2 separate regions of the Mus musculus genome follow, and region 1 is linked to region 2. A link is a loop called in an ENCODE intact Hi-C map of the cell type or tissue named here. Cell type or tissue: left cerebral cortex. All regions are shown on one strand. Each heading gives the region's core, and the rest is flanking DNA. Links, peaks and the distances in the headings are about the cores only.

Region 1 (5,379 bases), core at 172-5,171, 150 kb before region 2:
TCACAGACACTCATGCTCATAAAATAAAAACAAATGTCTCCTTTAAAAAAAAATAGAACTATATCCTTTATCTCTCAGATTGAACTACTGAGGGCAGATAGGGCTGAAGAGAAAGCAAAGACCTTAATCACCCAGTGCCCTCTCCTTGGCACATGTGCTAGCATGATGCTTTTGGATTTACACTCTTACCATCCCTATGGAGAGGAAGACCATAGCTCTGTCCTGTAGGACTGGCTTCCAGACGAGGCTTCCTCTCTCGGGGGGATCAGAACTTCAGGAACTGCCTTCTGATCTCAGACAAATGATACATGCAGAGGTGGTTGTACCATAATAGGCAGGCTGTCTGTTTCTGCTTGTTCTTTAGGGCCTTTCTCTGTGAATGACCCCTGTCTAGACTACTTCAGACATGAATAAAGGTGACCCAGTCTACCTCTCCATTTGAGAGTGTGGGTAGATAACGCTCATGTTCTTCCAGTAAGTATGACTTGCAGGTGAGTCAACTGGTGATCATACAAAACTAGCCCAGAAGAATCACTCCGTTATCATCAGATTCATAAGCTAAACAAGGTATTGTTTAAAGTCAATAGATAGCATTTTTTTTTGTGTGGGGAATTTTCTTCCTTACTTAAGCCTTAATTAGTTTAGTTCTCCATGACACAATAGTCAAATGAAACATAATTGGTATAGCTATGCGTCTTACCCTGCTAAGCCCCAGAATTAGATCTTATTAATCAAGCGAGTTGGCCAGTGATTGTTTTGCAGTGGTCATGTTGTTCTCTTCCTAAGGAAAGACGTCAAAAGGATCCTGTAAAATGTTTCTCTCTAGACAGGATGCATGAGAAAAAAATAGCCACATGTTCATCACACTCAGACACCAGCATATGGAGTCTGGAAGTCTCCTGTGTCCAGTCCACAGGAGAAGAAGTTGTTCTGCTAGTCAAAGCTTACATTCTATGAGTAATATTTTGGAAAGATGGAAAAAAAACTTTGATAATGATACGAGCTACTGGCAACATCATCTAACTTTGCCTGGGCTACTTGCCATAAAAAATAATCTGTATCATGAATTGCTTGTGCAGATTGAGGTGAATTTTCTCTTAATTCCAGATGAAAGTATCCTAAATGACTAAAATCCCTCCTTCTGTGATGTCACATCAGTTGGGAATAGTATTGATTAGGTTTTTTTTTTGTTGTCAACTTACCACAATCTAGAGTTATCTGGGAAGAAGAATCTCAACTGAGAAAATGTAGTCATCAGATCGGCGTGCAGGCCAGCCTATGGGGCGTTTTCTTGATTAATGATTGATGTGTGAGGGCTCAGCTCACTGTGGGTGGTGCCACCGCTGCCTGGACAAGTGATCCAGCAAGCAGTGTCCCTCTATAACCTACACTTCAGCGTCTGCCTCCAGTTCCTGTGTTAAGTTCCTGCCCTGACTTCCTACGGCGATGGACTATATGCTATGAGCTAAATAAACCCTTCCTCTCCAAGTTGCTCTCAGTCATACTGTTTATTGCAGCAATAGAAACCAAACTAAGACAAGCAATCAGCAAAATGCACAGTCATTGACCTCTAAGACTTTATGCTCTCAAGACAAACGCAGTAAAACAGACTGAGTGTAATAGGCTTCGCATTAGTCTCAGCGATTCTATGCTTAGAACTCCTGTGTTTGAAACCTTGGTCTCTGTCTGGTAGTGTTGTGAGAATGTCAGAGAACCTTTAGGAAGTGGGGTATCACTGAGAGAGAGCCTTAATGTTTTATAGCCCCACCAACGTCATATTCCCTCTTGTTGCTTCTTGAGTGTGGATGCAGGAGGCTGGCCTCCTGCCCCAACCGATAGGCTCTCTCCACATCTTCCCCATCACAGATTGCTCCCTTGAACTCTAAGCCACAATCATCCTTTTTCTGTCTTAAATTCCTTTGATGAGCTATTCATCAAAGCAACATGAGAAGTAAGTAGCTGATAGACCCAATTTAAAAAAGATTATTCTTTCAATATCAAAGAGGAATTCTAAATCTGTCAGGTAAACTTATCTGTGAAATAGGGGTTTCGAAACTCCCTAACAGTAATATAAGACTATGTCAAATGACCTCTTGGCATCACTTCAGGGGGTTATTGCTTTATTTTTCACCCTGGTTAATTCTAAAAGCCTGGCCTTGGGCAGGTTTATATTTCAAGGACGATATGATAATTTACTATTTGTGATTAATCACACATGTGCACAATAAGTCACAAGTTACTTTAAGCTATGTTAAGACATTAGAAATAAATACGTATCTTACACTAAGAACTGACTCTGGATCACTCGTCTTCTGCATCCAGTTTTATAGAAATCAGTGATGGGGGATGGGCATGGTAGCCTTGTTTATCTTCCCTGTCCCTCTAGTTGGTGGGAAATGGAAGAGAAGGGACCACTGGCTCCACGGAGAGAGCTTTTGTGGATACCGTAAGAGGGATGAGGCCTGGAGAAATCTCACTTTGGAATCTGAAGTCTGAACTGCACCGCGGGTTCCTTCTCTTAGCCCCGGGGTCTTTTCTCTGGTAATTATGTTTTGCACAGGAGGGATGCGAGCACCTCCCGGCCTCTGTTGTGGTTTTAGCTGTTTTCCGCAAACATTCCCTGTTTGTGTTTTTTATAGCTGCTCTCATGCTGTGCGCATTGTGTATGCCGCAAGAAGTGCTCTTGCTGCATCTTTTCACAGTGATACATTTCCGTGCCCTTGGTTTCCCCACAATGGTTTGTTTCTGATTCTCAGGAATCTCCGGTTTCAGTCTCATGAGTTAAAGCTCTCACTCCACTCCACTGAAGGGGGAGCCAGATACACTCACACGGGACAAGTGAGGCCCTGAGCATGCGCGCTCACCTTGGAATGATGCTGATGACCAAGAAAGACGATTCTCATCAAGAACCTACAGCCCAGCAGCGGATGTCTACCTTGTAAGGTGCTCAGAGGCGCTGCACATGCCACACACTAAGTGGTACCTAATGTTATTATGAAATTACAGGAACATATCAACAACAGACCACCAGAACAACTGAGAAATGCCAGACCTCAACAATTCTGTAGGCCAGATTTTCTTTTCTTTCTCTTTAAGTCCTTACTGCCTGCTACCCACTTCTTCACTGCAGAGTATTTGGTTTTGCTTGTGTTTTGAGACAGCATCTCACTATGTAGGCTTGGCTAGCCTGGCACTTACTATGTAGACCTGACTGGCTTTAAACTTGCAGAGGTCTATCTGCTTCTGCCTACTGAGTTCTTGAATTTGAAAAAAAAAAATGTATGCGCCACCATACTTGGTCCATAGAAAAGTATTTGGAATTCAGCAAAATACAGAGCCAGAAGCTATATTAGCAAAATGATCCCTCAGAGTTATGCAGTGAAATGATGGAAATTGTGGGGAACAGAGTATGTGAACTCTTAACTGGGTGCGTATTGTTGACAGGACTAAAGCCTCAGACACATTGGAAACTGAAAATACCTTCTCGATCTCTCCCTACCCCCACCTGCCTTTGAGGCTGGGAGTGGTGACAAAGCCTTTCTCCTCTCTGAGTGCAAATGTTGACAGAGTGTGCAGGAAATGCCCATTATAGCTCTTCCCCCCCCCCCCCAGATATTTACATCCTGGAGACTAGTCCCTTATAGAGTCCTCCTTCCAAGACTAGCTAACCCTGTCTCCTTAATACACACTAACCTTTCAAGCAGCCATGGCTTCTCCATCAGAGGACAGAGACCACCTACTCTCAGGTTTTCTGTACGTCTGTCTTTATGCACTTGAAGCCAGGCTAATCCTAAAGCTGTGCAAGGACTTGGCAAATAACACTATATTGGATTCGTATGTCTTGACACTAATTCACTCTGATGGATTTGAAACACCTAACGTGTTATGCAGCAACTCCTAGTTGGAATTCACAAAGGCCTCCAGGTTGAAGTTGGGTCCAAACAAAACACAGAAAAAACCAGCTCTGCAACCATTTACTATGGAGATCAGCTCTGGTATTCCAATGTCTTTCATTATAGGACATGTCAAGTCTGGTATCGGGAGCAAAAGGTAAGATTAGCTGGGGAGGTGGAATTAGCTGCTTGTTCTTAGCAATTATGCAAATTGGATATTTAAGCACTAGCCAGATTTAATGTTTGAATATGAAGGAACCTACAGGGTCAGAACAGAGTCACATGAATTCGGATCACACAGAGATGGGGTCTGAATGGTTACAGCTCCCACCTTTTAGTTAAGCCAGTCTTCATGAGAGTGACAAATGGCTTGGAGAACAGTGCAGAAAGCAGGTGTCTGTGGAAAACCTATAAAAGAGATACTTTGCTTTCTCCCAGCACGACAGCTGGCCACTTAAACAGGTTAAGACAATTACACTTTGTCATACCCAATGATGCCACTTATTTAAAATATTATTAAAAACAGATCTATGCCAAGGATGATATTGGCTGGGGGGTGAGGGGTGGGGGTGAGGGGTGGGGGAGTGGAGCACCTCCTTGAAAGTGAACTTTTTGAAAACAGATCTGAATCAATATCACCATCATTATGCTACTTTATGACCCAAGTGATAGATAATCTATATGTGATAGATAATCTATATGTGAAGATTTTATCTGCCTAATTTAAAAACTTGAAAATTGGATTTTTCTAAAGGAAAATGAGATGTTTCCCAAATACAGACTTCCAAATGAGTTTGAACCCACTTACTAAAATCATAAGGGCGTGACACCAAAGAAAGTGATCATAAAAATGGCTCCCAGGACAATGCATCTTTGAATGTCACCCCAGGCACAGTAGGTACAAGGTCACATAGGGACCTTGTCACATGGGGAGATGCTCAGCTACTGAGCACATTAACACTGCACAGAAGAACAAATGAGGTCAGAACAATGTTTTGTGAAGCCTAAAGTTAGCAAAACAGAATTTATGCTACAGAACATTCCATAAGCTAAGAGAAAGAGTGTGTGTGTGTGTGTGTGTGGTGGGGGGGGGGGTAACTTGGCTCTGCCCACCTGCCCATACCTTGAAGCACAGTACAATGTCATCAACGGTGAGCATTTTTCCATGGGTTCTTGCTTCAACTTTTCCCCTTGAGTTCCTATTTAAAGATAGGACCTGTGACCTGGAAGTACAAACTAAATAAATTCTTTCCTCCCCTAAGTGGCTTTAGTCAGAATATTTTATCACGGCAGAAGAACAAAATATAAAAACTTGGTTAGGAATACATCATGATAATGATGGCAAAAACACTGACTACTGAAATGATTTACAGATCAAAACAGAGAAAAAGAAGTATGTAGAAGCAAGCTGGGGGCCTGTGGAGGGTATAGCACAGGAAAAGACTTCAGTCTGGTGCAGAAGATGGGGCAGGAAACAGGATTAGAT
Region 2 (5,379 bases), core at 107-5,106:
ACACAGAGACAGGGAAACGGGAAAGTGACCTTGATGTTGGTGGTACAGGACAGGAGTTACGTACAGATGTGTCCATTATGCAGAGCAAGAGAAGACGCTGGAGAGTTAGGGTCAAGTCACAGAAGGCTTGCATAATGTGATGGTTTGTATGAAGTAGGTGTGGCCTTGTTGGAGTGGGTGTGTCACTGTGGGTGTGGCTATAAAACCCTCATCCTAGCTGCCTGGAAGCCAGTATTCTGCTGGCAGCCTTCAGATGAAGATGTAGAACTCTCAGTTCCTCCTGCACCATGCCTGCCTGGATGCTGCCATGTTCCCACCTTGATGATAATGGACTGAACCTCTGAACCTGTAAGCCAGCCCCAATTAAATGTTATCCTTGTAAGAGTTGCCTTGGTCATGGTGTCTGTTCACAGCAATAAAACCCTAAGACACACGACAGATTTGGATTTTTAAAATGAAAGCAGGAGTCACCAGTGGGTTTGTTTTGTTTGTTTGCTTGTTTGTTGGTTTTAATAGAGAACAGTCATGATCAGACTTTGTTTGAACAAAATCTCCATCTTAGGGAAGAGGTATGCTACAGAAGCCGGGAGGACCACGAGAGCCTGGCTGGAGGTAGAGCTACTGAAGTGCACAGGGGGTCTTCTGTGAAGTCTCTTCAAAGATGGAATCAAAGGGGATCTGGTAACTCGGTTGTGGAAATTAACACTTTCCTATGAAGTAGCACATGAAGCAATTTCCAAACGTTCCCATCTTCCCGAAGCAGGGATCAAAAAACGCCAGTGCTTCCTTGAACCTTTGCTTGCATACTGCCAGTGCAAGGGATCCACAGCACTTTATGTGCGTTTGAAGAGCTACGCGAAAGGGAGCCACAGTTCCGTACTTTTGTGTCTTGAGTTCGGAGAGAACCATTTCTCCATGAAGCACAGTAGCCACTAAATAATGCTAGCAGTGAACTAACCTCCCTTGTCTTAACCGAGCTCAGCTGGTATTTCTGTGATTTTCCCAGTATGCCTTTGCGAAGGCATCTGCCTGACTGACGTAACAGAAAGTCTTGAATACTGTTTGGGTCTGAGTGGAGTTACACCTCGGTTCTCTGCTCCCTAAAATTCTCATTGATCATACTCTGTAACCCTTCATCCCCGAAATTTGAGTGACCTTGAATTTCAAAGTGCATTCCCTTAAGTTTTAAAAATAATGGAGGAGGGGCAAGTTCCATTCCCTGCACCCTCTTTAAAACCTTCTGTGTTGGCACAAGCTGGGGAGGTAGAGATAGACAGATTTGTGGCTTGCTGGCCCACAACCTAGTCTAGTCTAATCCAGGAACCCCTAGGTTCCAGAAAAAGCTTCTGTCTCAAAAAAATAAAAACAAAACAAACAAACAAAAACCAAGGTGGATGACCTAAGGAAGACTAGCAGAGTTTGACCTCTGGTCTCTCACACCCCAGCACACATATGTGCACCTGCTGCTGTAATTTATGGAGGCCGAAACGGAAGAATTGCTGTGAGGTGTGGACCAGCCTGTGCCAGATGCTGACTTCCATGCCATCCTGGGCCACAGAATAAGACCTTGTCTCAAAAACAAACAAACAAAAAACGAACAATTTTCTCCCTTGAAAAACGCTTCTTGAAAAGTACAGAACTCGAGTTAGCATCCCACACGTTTAGAAATTGACTGGCTGTGAGGCACAGGGACCCAGGAACCGCACTTAAACCCCTGTGGATTCTGCTAAGCCTGACAATGGGAAACTAGCAATGCTTTGCTTTGAAAAATCTAGATAGCTGAGCGTGCATTAAAAAAACCTAACAGGTCGAGTATTCCATTTCCTTTCCTAGGACACTTGTGTCTACAGATGCATGAGGGTTCTGGGTCTCTGGTAAAAAAGGAGGGTGGAGGGAAGTTTCTGCTGTTTCTCAGCTCCCCACCTGCTGGTTTGTCTGATTCCTGCACAGCGCTGTCTGCGAGGGACTGGTCTCCCCTCCTCCCATCCCTCCTTCCTCCCCCCTCCTCCCTCTCCTCGCAGGGAAACCGCGCCGTCTCGCCGCGATGCTGTCGGGCCGGCAGACCGCGCACAGCCGGCAGCGCGGCCGCGGACCCCAAGCTCCGCTGCAGGTCGCGCGCTCCGCCCGGGCGTCCCCAGCTCCGCGGGCCCGGTGCTTGACCCGGGGCAGCTGGGCTGCTGACTGCGGGCGGCAGGGAGCTTGGCCGCTATGTCCACCAAGGTCAAGAAGTGCCGGGAGCCCGCGAGGGTGACCTTGCCCGCTCCGGAGGAGGAGGAGGATGGCGAGGCCGAGGGAGGCGAGTCGCAGCGCCGCCGCCGGGGCTGGAGGGGCGTCAACGGCGGGCTGGAGCCGCCCTGCCCGCGCGCGCCGCCGTCCCCGGGGCCCGACGCGTGAGTACCCGAGCGCGGCCGAGCGGGGCGGGTGGGACCAGGCTCGGGATCCGGACTGGTTAAGCGCGGCGCTAAGCGGGGCCGGGCCAGGCTCACGTGCATGCATGCACTGCCCGTGGACCATCACCGACGGCGGGGCTCGGGGAGAGAGAACGAGGCCACCTGGGCTAGGATTTGGGACTCGAACCCGGAGCTACCCGGAGGTCCTGGACCGTTTTGTGTGCACAGGACCTGCGGCTGGTCCCCCTATGCCTCTCCAGCTCGCCGTGGAGGCTGGAGGACGGGGCTCAGCGGGGCACAGTGCTGTGCGGGGTGCACTGAGTGAGATGAAAGCTTCCCTGTAGGTGTGCGTGCTCACACCCAAACCCGAGGGCAGTGGCTCTGACAGTCAGTCTCTTAGGGCCAACTTGGACGATGGGTCCCAGAAGGCTCAGGGCCGGTGACTCTTCCCCCTTCCCTCCAGTTCTGACTTTTTCCTTCTCCACGTCTCTGTTGTTTCTCTTTTCCTCTGCAAAAGTAGCAGTTAGCAACCAAATGATTGAGAAAAGAACCTGTTCATTCGAACAATACAGCGCCGGGCCAGCTTCCAGAGGCAAAGATGCTGAGGGCACTGCTCTACTTCCCTCGGCGATGCGCTGCGCGTGCGGGAAGAGTGTCCTGAGAGGAAGGGGTTGGGACGTGGGGACCCATTTCGGTCGTGGCTCCTCCGGGCCAGTGGGCTTGTGGCTTTCCTGTCGGGGGGACGGGCTCTGCAGCGCCGCCTGCTGCCCAAAGTCTGTCTGCTGCAGGATCTGTGGCTTGGGGAGGTTGGACCGGTGGAGAACTCAGGCCAGGCCAGACTGGACTTAATAGGCTGGCAGGGAACATAAACAGCAATCATTCCGGAAGGGTCCTGATTTAAAATCTGCTACGCACCCGGGAGGAAGTCAGAGACTGTGAATGGACATGGAAATGGCCCCGGAAATGGAGAGAAGGCTCATCCTTTGGTATTACATCCCTGTCAGCTCACTTCCACCCTCTAAAGTTTCACACTATCCGCTTTATTTCTGTTTCCATAAAACCCATAAACTGGGTTTTATGAACTTGTATAGTTTCTTGATTTTTATGAAATTCTTCTATTACCTTAAATAACTGGTACATAGGGAACTTGATTATCTGTGGAAGTAAGGTAGATTCGAAATTATGGCTCTCCCTTCTGAAGTTTGAAGTCAGTTACACAAAGCCCGGGAGTGAGTTCTACCAGAGGCTCACTACCTGACTGCTGAGGTCACTCCTCTGCCACATCTGGTGACTTTACACCGTGCAACAAGTGTGTGGTCTTTATTTTTAAAGTCGAGAGGGCTGGGTCACTTCATGGATCACCCCCTTTCCATTTATTTGACACTTGGTGACATCAGAAGCTGTCTTGCTACCTGCAGCAGAGAGTAGTTCCGTTCCTCCTATGGTGTTGAATAGGGTAAAGCCACGATGTCTCTGCATCACTGTTGAAAGGTGAGCAGAACAGCCTTGGAGTCAGTATGTAGAGTGGCATAGCCAGTCAACAACTTAGCAGAGCCAGCCCAGGGTCACATTCATAACTGCAGTGGCACAGCTGAGCTTAATACTCAGTAGAATCCTAAGAATAGGACCCACTTTCTTTCAAAGTCCTGTCGCCAATGTGGTAGGTTAGCTTACAAGTAATGTGCTTCCTCATAGTATCTTACCTTCTTTACCATCCTTTCCTCTCCCACTACTCTCTCCTGTGCCGCCCTCTCCTCTGCTTCTCTTCCTTCCCCTAGTTTCCCCTCTACATACTGGATGTATTTCATTACTATATTTCCCTCTTCCATGAAGATTTCTTCTTCTCCACTCCTAATCCGTCTTCTAGTTTAGTAACAGAAGCAAACATGAGTATGCACACAAACACAGACACACACACACACACACACGCGCGCGCATCACATACCTCATGCATACGCGTGCACACACACATTCTGTTGCGTATTTGTTTGGTCTATGTTCCAGACTTTCACTTGGGAATCTGAATGAGCTGATGAGGGAAGAATGCCTTCTATTAAGTCACATATGAGATGCCTCCATCCTTGGATAGGACTCTTGACTCAACCATTGACTCAAACAAAGCAATTCTATCTCTATTGCTTGCAGACTAGCAGCACCAAATAGCATCATCAAAGCGAAACTCATTCAGGAAGTTTTGATTTGTTAAGTATATCTGATAAATATGGAAAGGTCTAGAAGTGTGTTCTCATGAGTTCCAGCTCAAAGACAATTCTCAAGGAGATGTATGCAAAGTGCAGGCATGGTACAACAACCACAAAGACAAGGAAAAAAGGTTCCCTCTGTGAGGGAAAGCAACAAAGATGCCGGACCTGGACAATGATGCTATCAATCTGAAGAAAATGAGTATTAATAAAAAAAAGTATGAAAATAGAGCTGTAAAGAGACAAGGAGAGCAGGAGACAAGCTTATTTGTTTGTGAAGAAATTAAAGAAACCGATATGGGCTGGAAGGATTCTTAGGATGGCATGCAGTAGCTAATTATTTCATGCTCCGTCCCTCAAAATGCCAGGGATGTTTCAGAACCATGGCAGCTGAGTCTGGTTGGAACATAGGGTGTGAGAAGGAGAGTGGTGGGTGTGGTTTGGAGGCCTTGTCATTCTGGACATCAGTGTGAAGGTCTTATGTGTCAAGATATGGCAGTAGGGAGCCTTTGGTTGTTTAAAAGCGGACTCGATGTGATCAAAGTCTCTCTGTGTAGTATGCACTGAAGTGGCAGTTGATGGAATAGGAAGCAACTGATTAGGAGGCTGCTGTAGCTGTCAGGGCTGAGCTTGAGATAGGAGAAGACTGGGAAAGAGAACATGCAAATGGAATCTATGGGATTGGGTTTGTTTGTTTGTTTGGTTGGTTGGTTGGTTGGTTGGTTGGTTTTTAGTGTACTTTGCATGACTAGTTTTTAGAAGAAGCTGGATTAGGGAGACTCCAGGTA

Evidence for each region. Peaks named below come from ENCODE experiments on the same cell type or tissue, not always from the same donor. Only the 100,000 strongest peaks of a DNase experiment are listed, where the experiment ranks them.
Region 1: it touches region 2 in a loop (2.3-fold over the local background); 10 of 42 quality-filtered maps call a loop at or near these places.

The regions. Positions count from the first base shown.
Region 1 is chr3:36,833,188-36,838,566 of GRCm38, reverse strand. No RefSeq gene overlaps it. Among named protein-coding and RNA genes, the nearest start is that of 4932438A13Rik, 27 kb to the left of the region's middle. In left cerebral cortex, for the core only: a CTCF peak has its summit at 2,806; a DNase peak (open chromatin) is centred at 2,802.
Region 2 is chr3:36,686,809-36,692,187 of GRCm38, reverse strand. It overlaps Trpc3 (transient receptor potential cation channel, subfamily C, member 3), which reads left to right and starts at 2,021. Exons shown (of 12, transcript NM_019510.2): 1 at 2,021-2,390. The coding sequence starts at 2,209. In left cerebral cortex, for the core only: CTCF peaks have their summits at 1,920 and 3,153 (motif pointing left); DNase peaks (open chromatin) are centred at 1,935, 2,506, 2,702 and 3,137; H3K4me3 peaks cover 1,790 bases; H3K27ac peaks cover 912 bases.